Regions from separate parts of the Homo sapiens genome. Here regions 1 and 3 are each linked to region 2. The links are chromatin contacts, found by Hi-C or POLR2A ChIA-PET in ENCODE. All regions are on one chromosome and are shown on one strand. Each heading gives the region's core, a stretch centred on a gene start or an enhancer-like site at or near the end of the contact. The rest is flanking DNA. Distances are from core to core; before and after follow the strand shown.

The links. Hi-C counts contacts between places; a loop is a spot of excess contacts on that map. ChIA-PET counts read pairs that join two places held with the same protein, here RNA polymerase II (POLR2A). Pooled maps may share reads with other maps.
Region 1: a loop to region 2 is called in a pooled map, with 2.5 times the contacts of the local background. The contact joins the promoter of GPR132 here to the promoter of JAG2 in region 2. A Hi-C loop is called at or near these places in 4 of 50 pooled maps. POLR2A ChIA-PET finds 5 or more read pairs at or near these places in 3 of 52 experiments (GM12878, K562 and activated CD4-positive, alpha-beta memory T cell).
Region 3: a loop to region 2 is called in a map of heart left ventricle, with 13 times the contacts of the local background. The contact joins the promoter of LINC02298 here to the promoter of JAG2 in region 2. A Hi-C loop is called at or near these places in 58 of 168 maps with a recorded cell type or tissue (A673, CD4-positive, alpha-beta T cell, CD8-positive, alpha-beta T cell and 36 more), 20 of 37 single-sample maps with no recorded cell type and 40 of 50 pooled maps. POLR2A ChIA-PET finds 5 or more read pairs at or near these places in 6 of 52 experiments (A549, HCT116, HEK293T and 3 more).

What each region holds. Positions count from the first base shown.
Region 1 is chr14:105,063,598-105,067,817 of GRCh38, reverse strand. GPR132 (G protein-coupled receptor 132) reads left to right here and starts at 2,388. Exons shown (of 4, transcript NM_013345.4): 1 at 2,388-2,439. RefSeq lists enhancers at 1,240-1,309, 1,520-1,689, 1,365-1,882, 3,560-3,699, 3,810-3,909 and 1 more.
Region 2 is chr14:105,166,336-105,170,623 of GRCh38, reverse strand. JAG2 (jagged canonical Notch ligand 2) reads left to right here and starts at 1,848. Exons shown (of 26, transcript NM_002226.5): 1 at 1,848-2,269; 2 at 2,517-2,867. The coding sequence starts at 2,204. RefSeq lists an enhancer at 2,627-3,126.
Region 3 is chr14:105,092,897-105,097,124 of GRCh38, reverse strand. LINC02298 (long intergenic non-protein coding RNA 2298) reads right to left here and starts at 2,978. Exons shown (of 6, transcript NR_110546.1): 1 at 2,909-2,978; 2 at 1,683-1,798; 3 at 1,357-1,585. RefSeq lists silencers at 3,090-3,139, 3,310-3,359, 3,670-3,929 and an enhancer at 2,825-3,447.

The DNA.
Region 1 (4,220 bases), core at 1,139-3,638, 100 kb after region 2:
CTTTCCAGCTCCTTCCAACTTTGCCCCCTGGACATTTCTTGCTCTGACCCTCCCTTCCCTTATTCCTGGCCTTGTCTCCCCCTGGGCCCAGGCCTTCCCAGACTGACTGGACAAATTAGCAAGCAATCACCAGCTTTGGCTTCTGCAGGGTCCAGACAGGCCAGGAGAACGGCTGGTGAACCCACCGGACAGCAGGGCGGTTTCTGGTGCACACATCGGGATGTGAAGTTGTACCCCATGTCTGCAGCTTGGACCTCACCACTGCTGTGTCTGGGCCGCAGGGAGCTGTTCTGGCACGTGACTCAGCCGTGGGATGTTCGGGTGACTTCCTGTCTGAAACCTGCTCTCCTGTTGGTGAGGGATTCTCTGGGTATGAATCGCTTTGCTGGGGTCAGAGCAGGGAGAGCCATCTCCCTGACGGGCTTCTCAGAGACAACACCCCAGGTGCCGCACAGCCCGGGGCAGCCTCCACTGGTCCCGAAGGCCCGGTGGGAATAGGCAGGGCCAGTCCACACCCCCAGGCTGTCAGTGTTTGGACTCCCAGGCTCCTGCCTGCCCTCCACCCCAGCCTGGCTTCTCCACCTGGCAGGGGCAGGGGAGCCGGTACACGGCTGCCAACCCCCCAGTTCATACCCACAGCTCCTGCCACCCAAGGGACCCAACTTTCCTTTCCCAGACCCCAGTGAAGGACCCAAAGAGAGGATTCAACTGACCTCACTTGAATCGGCTATTCCCGGACTGCCTGGCAAAGGCCAGAAGGCATGGAGGGTGACAATGGCCTGAGCCGGGTCCGCATGTCACTCCTGGACCCCTCACCGGGGGCGCAGAGGAGGCCTGGTGAACGTGACAGACCACCCAGTGGGGCGCAGGACGGGGCAGGTCCTAGGAGGCTGCTGGGGCCAGCGACAGGAACCCACAGCTGTCCCTGGCCATCACCCCCACTGGCCTGATGTGGGCTTCGTCTATTGCTGCTCCGAGGGTGGGGCTGCCCTGGCCCAAAGACCCGGGAGGCCAGTGACCCCATGAGCAGTGGCCTGTGGAGGCGTGTGTTTGCACCAGATCCCCTAGAGGATCACTGTCCCCTGGGCAAGTGTTTCTGGAAAGCCAAGGTAGGCCCTGCCCTGAGACCTGCGCCTCCCCGCCAGGGCAATGGGAAAGCCCAGCTTTCCAGGGACTCCACTGCCACCCACACAAAACCCTCTGAAATCGCTGTTCGGAGGCAGCCTCCAGCCATGCGGCCCTGCAGCAGGGGGCAGCTGTGATCCACGTGTCTGGGGGAAAGTGTAGACTGGGGGCTCGGCCTCCACCGGCCTCTCCTGGCCGTGGGTGTACCCACCCAGGATGGCGGCTTCTTCGCTCAGTGACCGTCCCTGCTGCGGTGCTGGGCAGTGTCGCTTGGAGACATTTGTGGTCCCCAGCTCCTTCCCTCAGCCCGGCCCTGTCCCCACTGCTGAAAGAGCCTGGCTTGGATGGAGCTTGGCAGGCTCGGGAGTGGGCACCAGGGTGGGTCTGTGCCCTGAAACTCAGAAGCAGCCTGGAGGTGAGTGGAGTTGTAGGTGCTGTCCACAGCCAGCTGGCTTTGTCCAAGGAAACTGGGCCCATCATGGCCGGAAGCCCCACAGTGAGGGGGACTGTCCCAGGCAACCCTGCCTGCCCACCCTCCAGTTCCCACAGGGCCCCTCACAGAGAAGCCCACCCGCAGGGCTCCTGGGCCAGGCCAGGCTTGGTTCTGGATGCAGGAGGGGTTGAGGTAGGGCTGGGGGAGGAATGTGGAGTGTGCAGTAGGCTGTTCTTCCCACACGGCCCTGCCCCATGTAGGAAGAGGGAGGCGGGGAGGGGAGGGTGCTTGTGTGCAGTGGCTGTGCCGAGCCTTCCAGGACATGCAGGTGCCATCCTGGTCCCGGGGCTGCAGTGGGCGCACTCAGCCTCTCTACTCCTGGCACCCCGGACAGGGACTCCTGGGAGGACACAGCCTCTGGGAAGTCACCCTGCTCCGTGCTTGCCTGGCCCGAGAGTGGGCAACACCAGGCCTGAGCTGCAGAGGAGCTGGATTTTGTCTTTCCAGGACCCCTCCCTGCAGCCTTTCCAGGACCCCTGTCCTGCCTTGCCTGTCTGGGGACACACGGACAGCCGCTGTGCCGCGCCAGGCCCCAGCACCTGCCTGGGAGCTCCTGAGTGAGTGGAGCCTGGCTCTGAGTGCTGCTATTGCTAAAAGAGGTAAGACTGGGGTTTCCTGCCACTCCCTCCCTCAGGAAGGTGACGAGGCCATGCTGTCATCACCAGTAAGATACCCCAGCCCGGTTGGCTAACCCCTAGCTCAGCCCTGTTTGTGGTTAGGGGAGTTCTAGACAGAACATAATTAGACCCCTGCTACTTCCTGAAACCTCAGCTAGGACTGCAGGGAGGGGTGCGAGGCTAGCCACGCAGGCGGGGCCCTGGGTAAGTCGCTGGGCTCTGCGTGCTGGGGAGTGGGCCTGGGGGGCCAGGCTCTGGGATGGGGCTGGGGGCTGGGAGCTGGAGGCGGGCAGAGGGGGATCTGAAGGCAAAGGTGATTTGTTGGTAAAGATGGAGGCTTTGTTGAGGGTTCTTAATCTGGGGTCCCTCCCGAGAGAACCCAGGACCCCCAGTGACCACAGATGTGATGGGGCCGGAGGATTTGGGGGAGAGGGACAACAGTTTCCATTGTATCTTTGTCACCGCCACCTTCCTGGAGACTTTCTTCTGGAAAAGGCTTCCCTGGCTACTGGTCCAGATGGGGGTGAGTCAGGGGGCTGGACTTTGTCCCTGGAATCTCTCCTTGGCCACTTGCTTCCGTGATTGGTCGGGGGGCACTGAAGGGCTGGGCTTCTCTCTGTGGGGCCTGTGCTGCTTGTGGGGTTACACAGAGGGAAAAGCAGGGCAGTGGGGGCTGTGCTGCGGTGAGTGGCAGTTGGCCCAGTCACGTGACAAGATCCTGGAGCTGGGCAGGTCACCGGCCTTTGGAGTGGCGTTCGGCGCACCAGGCACAGCGGGGCGGGGGGCCCAATACCTTCTGTCAAGTGCATGACGTGGGTCTGTACCACTGCAAGGGACTGGGACTGACCACTGAAGACTGGCCAGTTGGGCTGAGCACAAAATGATATTTCAGGAGATTGGCCAGGCCGAGGTGGGAGAGCAGAGGCTCCTGGAAGAAGATGAGGATAGGGGCTGGGCACGGTGGTTCATGCCTGTAATCCCAGCACTTTGGGAGGCCGAGGTGGGCGGATCACTTGAGGTCAGGAGTTTGAGACCAGCCTGACCAACATGGTGATACCCTGTCTCTACTAAAAATACAAAAATTAGCCGGGCGTGTTGGCACACGTCTGTAATCCCAGCTACTTGGGAGGCCGAGGCAGGAGAATCGCTTGAACCTGAGAGGCGGAGCTTGCAGTGAGCCGAGATCGCGCCATTGCACTCTAGCCTGGGCAACACTATCAAATTGGGAAAAATAAGAAAGTTGACAATGGGCTTTGGATGGGTGTGGTGGAGCAGGGAGGTTGGAGCTGGTGACTCCACATTTCCCTCCCTAGGGTTTGTCTCAAACGTGACGGCAGAAAAGAGGTCATAGGTTTGCCTGGTGCCAAAGCAGGTGGGAGTAAAAGACGGAAATGGCTAGGAATGGCCAGCAACCGTGAAACAGCTTAGAAATTACAGGCAATCCAGCCAGGTGCGGTGGCTTACGCCTGTAATCCCAGCACTTTGGGAGGCCAAGGCAGGTGGATCACCTGAGGTCAGGAGTTCGAGACCAGCGTAACCAATATGGTGAAACCCTGTCTCTACTAAAAATACAAAATTAGCCGGGCGTGGTGGCACACGCCTGTAATCCCATTTACTTGGGAGGCTGAGGCAGGAGACTCACTTGAACCCAGGAGGTGGAGGTTGTGGTGAGCCGAGATCGTGCCATTGCACTCCAGCCTGGGCAACGAGAGCGAAACTCTGTCTCAAAAAAAAAAAGAAAGAAAGAAATTACAGATAGTCCACAAGACAGACCTCAGCAGCCTGAGGAGCTGTTTTTGACAAATGGGCTGGAATGAGGAACTGCTCCCTGCACATGGCAGGGGCCAGGGCTCCTTCTCTGTCCTTTTGTGTCTGTCTGAAAAGTTCCATCATAAGTTACAAAACAGGCTGGGCGTGGTGGCTCACACCTGTAATCCCAGCACTTTAGGAGGCCGAGGCGGGCGGATCACCTGAGGTCAGGAGTT
Region 2 (4,288 bases), core at 599-3,098:
TCATGGACATCGTGAGGTCTGGCTGACCCATGCCCGTCCACGCTCTGGCGGCCCCCTATGCCAGCTTCTGTATGACTTGTCTAAGTCCTCTGTCCACCCCCGGGCTGGGGGCTCCTGAGGGTGTGCAGGGGCGGAGTCTCCCTTGTTCACCACTTGGCCAAGTGCCCAGCAGAGGCACCCAGCACCCCCTCCCCCACCATAGTGGGGCAGTGGGCGCAGGTGGGGATGGAGCCCTGGGCCTCTGGAGCCGGGCAGGGGGCTTCTCTGTCCTGGGGCTTCCCTCTCTCGAGTACCCGAGTACCTGCCCCCAGGCCAAAGCACAGGAGAGGTGGCATCTCCACAGGGAGCCCCTCCCCCCGTAGGCGGTAATCACCGCCCACACACCGGAAGGCGGCAACTGGAAGGCTCTGAACACAGCTTGGATTCTCTTGTTTGGTGGGGGTCTCTGTGCGGGCCTCATCCTGGCTTGTGTCTTAATCCCCACGAAGCCTACCCACCACCAAGTTTGGGGTGGGCACTCTGAGCAGAGCCAGCTGAGGTGGGCATGGGGGGCTCCCACCCACCCCTTTAGGGACCTTCAGCTGAGCCTGCGGCCTGGATCCTGGAGGAGCTGCTAAACAGGGATGGAGCAGGCAGACCCTGCGCATGGGGTGTTCACAGGCCCTGTGCCTCCAAAGCTCTCTTCCTTCAGCCCTCAGCCCCAGCAGCATGGTGGCAGTGACTTGCTCCAGGCTGGGGGGCTGCACAGCCACCCAGCTCCGGGCACAGGGCAAATTTGCGAGAGGAGCTAGGGGGAGAGAAGACAGCTCAGTTATCATGGGGATGGGTTGAGGACCCCTCTGGACCATATGGGGATCTTTAACCACCAAGGTGACCCCTAGCTCTGGAAAGGACCGTGCTCACTGGAGGAGAGGAAGGTGCCATTGGTTTTGACCCTGTGGAGGAGCTGCGAGGTCACCCAGGGAGAGGGCAAGGAGGTGACCGCAGAGGATGGGGTGTGGAAGCCTGGTGACCAGGGCAGCAGTGGGAGGCCTCTCTCGGGGTAGCCTTCAGGGACAGGCACTGCCGACTTTTGTTCCCCATTTCCCGCCTCTCGCCCCCCAAGCCCAGACCTGAGTTTGGGGGGCGAGAGGCGGGAAACGGGGAATGTGGCCTGAGCATTTCCTGAGGGCATGGCCTGGCTACCTCGACGCCAGCGCCGAGCTGAGCAGTCTGCACCCTGGAGCATTTGTTGACTGGCTGCTTGACCAGCGCGCCTCGCAGAGGGGAAGGCAGGGGCGTCGGAGGGGCGCAGCGCCCCCTGCAGCCGGCGTGGAGGCGGTAGGAGCGGCGCGGAGAAGGGGAGATTCTCGGAGGAGGTGGGGGGCGCGCAGTAGGGGCTGGGCCCGGCTCTGGCCCCAGGGCCGCGCCACCCCGCGTGGGGGCCGAGCCCTGATCAGAGTAGGAGGCGGCATCTCCTCTGGGACTGCGAGGAGCGCGGCGGTGGCGCACTGATGGGAGGGGACCACACGGCAACCTCGGGGCGCCCCACCCCCGGTTTCTGACACCCGGCAGGAGCCCAGGCGGAGGAGGGGAGGCAGCTTTGCGGCGCCGGCGCACGCCTCGCCGACTCACGCGGAGGTGTGAGCGGGGCCCCCGCGGCCCGCGCTGACCCCGAGGCCCCGTGCCCCCGCCGCCCGGGCGCCCTGGGGGGCGCGCGCCGGGCCGGGGCGCTGGCAGGCGACGCCCTCCACCGCCTTTAAAGCCTGGGGCGCCCCCGGACCCCCCCCCGGCCCCACCCCGCGGCGCGGCCCCGCCCCCTCATGCATATGCAGGTGCGCGGGTGACGAATGGGCGAGCGAGCTGTCAGTCTCGTTCCGAACTTGTTGGCTGCGGTGCCGGGAGCGCGGGCGCGCAGAGCCGAGGCCGGGACCCGCTGCCTTCACCGCCGCCGCCGTCGCCGCCGGGTGGGAGCCGGGCCGGGCAGCCGGAGCGCGGCCGCCAGCGAGCCGGAGCTGCCGCCGCCCCTGCACGCCCGCCGCCCAGGCCCGCGCGCCGCGGCGCTGCGCTCGACCCCGCCCGCGCCGCCGCCGCCGCCGCCTCTGCCGCTGCCGCTGCCTCTGCGGGCGCTCGGAGGGCGGGCGGGCGCTGGGAGGCCGGCGCGGCGGCTGGGAGCCGGGCGCGGGCGGCGGCGGCGGGGCCGGGCGGGCGGGTCGCGGGGGCAATGCGGGCGCAGGGCCGGGGGCGCCTTCCCCGGCGGCTGCTGCTGCTGCTGGCGCTCTGGGTGCAGGTGAGCGGGGCGGCGGGGGCGGCGGGGGTCGCGGACGGGGCACACCGGGCCGCCCCTAGGGGCCGGGCGGGCACTGCCTGGGGCCGCCGTGGTTCGGAAGCCCTCGAGGCTGCGCGCGGCGGCTGGGGCTCCGGGCGGGCGCGGCTGGGTGGGGGCGGGGCGGCGGGGCCTGTTCCCCCACCCCTGGCGCCCGGCCCGCCGACCCCGGCCCGCGCCTCCCTCCGCTCTCCCGCTGCCTTATTTTTAGGCGGCGCGGCCCATGGGCTATTTCGAGCTGCAGCTGAGCGCGCTGCGGAACGTGAACGGGGAGCTGCTGAGCGGCGCCTGCTGTGACGGCGACGGCCGGACAACGCGCGCGGGGGGCTGCGGCCACGACGAGTGCGACACGTACGTGCGCGTGTGCCTTAAGGAGTACCAGGCCAAGGTGACGCCCACGGGGCCCTGCAGCTACGGCCACGGCGCCACGCCCGTGCTGGGCGGCAACTCCTTCTACCTGCCGCCGGCGGGCGCTGCGGGGGACCGAGCGCGGGCGCGGGCCCGGGCCGGCGGCGACCAGGACCCGGGCCTCGTCGTCATCCCCTTCCAGTTCGCCTGGCCGGTACGTGCGCTCCATCCCTCGTGCTCCAGCCCTTCCCTCTCTCTCCGCGCCCCGGCCCCGCGCGCTTCGCGACCCCCAACACCTGCGGCCGGGTCTGCGTGCGAGCCGCGCGCGCCCAGGCGGGGCGGGGCCGGCAGGGGGCGCGTGCTCTGGGGACTTGGTCCGCGCCTGGCCACGTGGGCGCGCCGGGGCCCCGGGGCCACCGGGAGCGGGGTCGCGGCGGGGGCGGGGCGGCGGCGTCCCGCGTGCGCGGCGGTGTGCGGCGTGTGCCTGCGTCGCCCTGCGCGTGTCTGTCTGGGTGGGGAGGCGAGGCGAGGCGCCCCGGTCCCGGGCAGGCCGCGGTGGCATGTGCGCAGCGCGTGCTGGGGCTGGTCTAGGGCAGGCCCTGACTGAGCCGCCCCGGGCCCGTGGCCAGCCTGCGCCTGCCCTGCAGTTTCCTGGATGCCTGGGGGGCACGGGCGGGCGCCGTGGGACCTAGGCCCGGGAGAGCCTAACGCCTAACGCTTATGTCGGCAGAAGCCCCCGATGGTGACCCAAGATCGTTCAGAGACAGAGATAGTGGATCCTGGTGCAGTGACCTTCTGTGGCACTGCCCTGTTTGTGGGTTTTTTTGGTTTTGTTATTCTGGAGGGGCAGAAGCTGAGTCGGGGCTGTCTGGTCTCCCCTGGCAGGTGGCCAGTCAGGCAGGAGCCCTGGCCTGGGCGTGCTGGGAGGAGGGGTGGTAGGGGTCCAGTGTCACTGGGAAACAGGTACTCATCCCAGTGGGCTGGCAGGTGGGTAGTGGTAGGTGGGCAGGCCCAGGCCTCGGGCGCCTTACCTCATTGCCTGGAGCACGGCCTTGCCCTGGTGCCCAGAGGTCCTTCCCTGCTTGGTCATTGTGCTGGGGGCCTGGAACTGGGTGAGTGCGGGAATGAGAGCACCATGCAGACCTGTGATCAGGGAGTAGATGGATCTGGGAGCCAGGAAGTGGCTCCAGTCAGCAGGAGGCACCGGAGTGTGCCCACCTGGTATCCTGGGCCCTGAAGTGATTGTGAGTTGAGGGCAATCCCTGCCGAGCTCACGCCAGTTGGGCCTGCCGTGTGTGGCTCCCAGTCCTGTGCTGTACCTTTGCAGCCCTGGCTGGCAGCCTTGCCTGCTGCCCCCATCCTCACCGCTTCCTGAGCTCCCACCCGTGGAAGCTGGCCACAGTCTCCTCTGGCCATGTCCTCAACCCGTGAGCACCCCGCCGAGTATCCCTTGACCAGGGGGGCCCCAGAGAGGGGAAAGTGTCCCCCAGATGGAAAAGGCAGGGGCGGGCATGGGAGGGCCCAGGCAGTTGTGAGAAGCCCAGCCCCTCGCCCCCACGGCGGTGCAGCAGGCAGGTCTGAGCAGGGCCCGCAGCCTGTCATCTGCACCTGGGCCTGAGCCAGCGTGGCCCCACA
Region 3 (4,228 bases), core at 1,729-4,228, 75 kb after region 2:
AGGACAGGGTTTGCAGAAGCAGTAACACCTGAGTTTCAGTGTGGGGCACAGAACCCGGGTGGGCGGACCTGTAAATAGCCAGACATAGCCTGACGGGGTGTGGGCTCTATTGAGGTTGTGGCCACAACAACAGCTTGGGTTTGATCTTGCAGGTACTGGGGAGCAATGGTGTGTGTGCTTCAGAGCAGAGGAGGGGGCAAGTCAGATGTGTGTTTGAGATGCTCTCTTGGCAGCCAGGATGGAGACAAGGTGAGTTGGGGAGCCAGGAATGGGACAGGGCTCAGAGTGGATAGACGTTTAGGAGGTTGAATTGATCAGAGACGGAGGGAAAGAGGTGGCTCCTGAGCCTGAACTGCCAGGGGAGGGGTGCCTCTGAGAGATGGAGGTCCCAGGCCACTGGAGACCCGCGTCGCACTTTGGAGAAGAGCCGGGGCTGGGGACAGAGGCATGTACAGGGTGGCATCACCGCCCTGCTCCCGGGATGGGGAGACCGAGGCTGGGGAAGGGGCTTAGGGATTGTCAGGATCTCTAGCACAGAGCTGGTGACCAAGCTGTGGGCATCATGAGTGTCCAGGAGGAAAGATCAGATCCCAGGTGAGAGAAGAGGGCTCAGGGAGAGGGTGAATTGTGGGCAGAGAAGAGAGGAAGACCTCCCTGGGGCAGCCATGGGACGGGAGCCAGGTGGGGTGTGGCCCCTGGGATGGGGGTGGTGTACACACCCACACAAGGTTGGCCTGGTGGGCCAGGGCCAGGCTGCACGGGCTGAGAGAAGCTGACGGCCTTGTCTGTGACCTCCAGGACCCCTGGGTCTGCCTCTGTGGGCCCCTAATCCTGGGCTCACAGACCTGCCAGCCTCCGTGCGTGCTGGCCTGTGCCTGGTGGGCACGGCTGGTGCAGGCTCCAAGGGGGCCTGGCAAAGCCTGGAGCTGGCCCAGGGGAGGCCTCCCCTGGCCAGGGAGTCTCCCGACCCCCACCTTGGAGGGATGTATCAGCCCCGGTGAGGCTTCTCAGACTCATTCTGGAGCTTCTCAAGGGCGCGAGATCAATTTGGCCGAGAAGGGCCAAGGGCCGAGCCTGCACCTTCCTTCTGCCCCAATGCTAGGTGAAACATTCAATGTCTGTTTAAATCTATAGAAAAGGGTGAATTTGAGAGTTGAGGATTTATCAAACTTCCAGCAGTTAAGTCCCTGGGAAACAGCACCAAAAGAGAGATAATAAAGGAACCAAAAGAAGAAACCACACAGGAGCAGATGGAGGCACCAACTGCATAAAGAATGGTGACTGCACACAGGCAAGATGCGCACAGCAGGTGGGAAACTTCTGTAACAAGTATGTCCACAGGCAGATCACCTTTACCTGTGAGGAGCTTGTGTGCACGAGGGCAACCTCGCAGCAGCGACGCCCACCACAGAATGCTGATGGCTCAATCCCAGCAGAAGTTTATTTAGGGCACAGAAAGCTGGAAACAAGGGCTTGACTGGAGGCAGCTCTGCAGCAGGTGGAGATTTGGACAGCGAGGGCTGTCCTGGAGGAAGTCCCAAGGTCCTCACTTCCCTCTGTAGGCCACCCTTGGTGTGGACAACAGCTGCAGACAGGAGACACGGAGGGGGCACACAGAGGTCTTAGGGTCTGGCCTCAGGTGATGTCCATCACATCTCTTTCTGTTGGTGAGAGCTAGTTACCTGGGCCCCCAGGGTGCAAGGCCGAGCTGGCATGGCATGCAGACCAACTAGTAGGATCTTCTTGCCAGCTCAGGGGACAATGCACACATGGAGAAGTGCAGTTGGATACCAGGCATCTGGGAAAATGCACATGCTCACTCTTTTTCAAAGAAATGCAGGTTCCAAAACCAAACACCATTAGAAAATAGACACCAGCCAACACAATCAAGATTAGAAGGTCTATGGTGAGACCACTGATGGAGCGTGAAGCTGGCCAAACTCTGGAGAGTGGTTGATGATACGTATCAAGAATCCAAAATCCAGCAGGGCGTGGTGGCTCACGCCTGTAATCCCAGCCAGGAATTCGAGACCAGCCTGGCCAACATGGCGAAACCCCGCCTCTACTAAAAATACAAAAATTAGCTGGGCATGGTGGTGCACGCCTGTAGTCCCAGCTACTCAGGAGGCTGAGGCATGAGAATCACTTGGCCTTGAGTGATTGCAGTGAGCAGAGATCGCACCACTGCACTACAGCCTGGGTAACAGAGTGAAGTGAGTCTCTAAATAAATAAATAAATAAACCTGAAATCCTAGAAATCTGTTTAATGGCTCAAGATGTTATCTTTCCAAAACTCGAATCTGACCCTGTCACTCCCCGGCTCAAACATCTCCAATGGCTCCCCACTGCCATCCTGGCCATGTTCCAGCCCAGGCCCCTCCCTCCAGCCTCATCTTCCATGCTGAGGTTTGCACCTCCACTGTGGTGGAGCACAGCGGGCATTTCTCCCTGGTGCACCTTTGCTTCTTTGGGCCCCTCTGCCTGGAATGCCCTTCCTGTTCCTGTCCAGACCCACTCGAGACACTCCTGCCCTGAGCACCTCCTGCCTCTCCCTCCTCACTCCAGACACTCCTGCCCTGAGCACCTCCTGCCTCTCCCTCCTCTCTGCCGCTCCCCCCACCCTCATGCTCTCACCCTAGCTCCTCCTGTTACTGGGTCCCTCTGGGAGCACCGTCCTGACCAGTGCCCAACCTGGGCCTGGGGGACAGAGGGGTCGGCACATGTAGGCTGAGCTGAGCTTTCGGGAGCGAGGAGGCCAGGCGCTGGGAGTGGTGGCCTTGCTGTAGGCTGAAGACACAGCTCGCAGCTCAGCCTGCCCTCCACCTGACCCCCCGGGCCCAGCCTTCCCTAGTGGGCCACGACCTTCCCACCAGGGCCCTCGGCCCTGCTCCTGCTGGCCCCTGCAGACCTCAGCTGAGTCCAAGCTCCTGGAGGGCAGGGAGGGTGAGCATCTCGTGTGTCCCCAGCGCACAGCTGCTGTGCCAGCTCCCGGTAGGGATTTGTTACAGGAATAAATGGGGTGGGGGTTGGAGGAGATGGAGGCAGGCCCTGACGCCGGCTCCTGGCGCACCCTCCAGGCCCTCTCCATCGCGGCTTCGCGGCTCCGGCTCTGGCCCCGCCCCAGCCTTCCCCGCCCTGCCGGGAACCTGGGGCCTCTCGGACCACGAAAGCCGCCCACACCTCCGCGGCTCCGCCCTCGCCTCTCGCTCCCCCAGCCTAGCCTGGACCCTCCGCTCTCCGGGGCTCAGCAGCGACCCCGATCGGCCACACGCAAGCCGCCCACATCGCCGCGGCAGCCACCTACCCCGGGACGCCCAACCAAGCCCTCGGGGGACCAAGCCCGGGGACTTCGTCCCCAACTCCAGGCCAGTCAAGCCACCCCACAGGGGCCCTGCCTGTCCCACCCGCAGCGTGCTGGGGGGTCCATGCTTGCGGTGATCAGGAGGGTGGCACGGCCCTGGGGTTACAGCCGGCGGAGGGGCTTCCCAAAAGAATCCTCAGCCTCTCCCGCCTGCGGCGGCGCAGCCCAGGCGGGGCTCGGCCCGCAGAATCCCCTCGTGGCCTCGCCAGGTATGCGCGCGGGGCCCGGGGCGCGGGCCGGGGGCGGGCGCTGGAGCGGGGCCGGTGCCGGGCCCGCCGCGACACGCTCGGGGACGCGACGCACAAAGGCGCCTTCTGCCGCCCCCCGACCCCGCCCCGCGCTGCCCCCGTCCAGCGTGGCGGCCCGCCCCGGCAGGCGGTGAGGGGCTGTCGGGGTCCCCTCCTCCTGGGCCCGCCACCCCCCTCGCGGGCGACGTGCCCTGTCCGGGCGGCGCGCAGGCGCGGGCTTGTCCCACCGCGCAGGAATCCGAGGCCGCCGCGCGCGTTTCCGGCCCCAGCCCCGCCCGCGGTGCAGGGGAGCGAGTGCGCAGCCGCGTGTCGGGACTCGGACCCCCGTGGCCCCCGCCATACTCTCTTTCTCCACCCGCGGAGCTTTTGCTCAGGAATCCACTCTTGCAGCCAGGGAGCTTCCGGGCCCCCTCCTCCAGGGAGCGTTCCTGGCTGCTCCGGTGAGCACTTGCCTCCTCGCACCCCTGTCTGGGCACCTTGAGGACCCAGCCTGACCACTCCCCTCTCCTCTGTCTGCATAGGAAGGCGCCCCATTGGAAAGGGACCCCCCCCCCACCAGACCCTGGCAATCCCATGGCCAGGCCAGGGTTGGGAGTAAGGACCCACCAGGAAGGAGGGT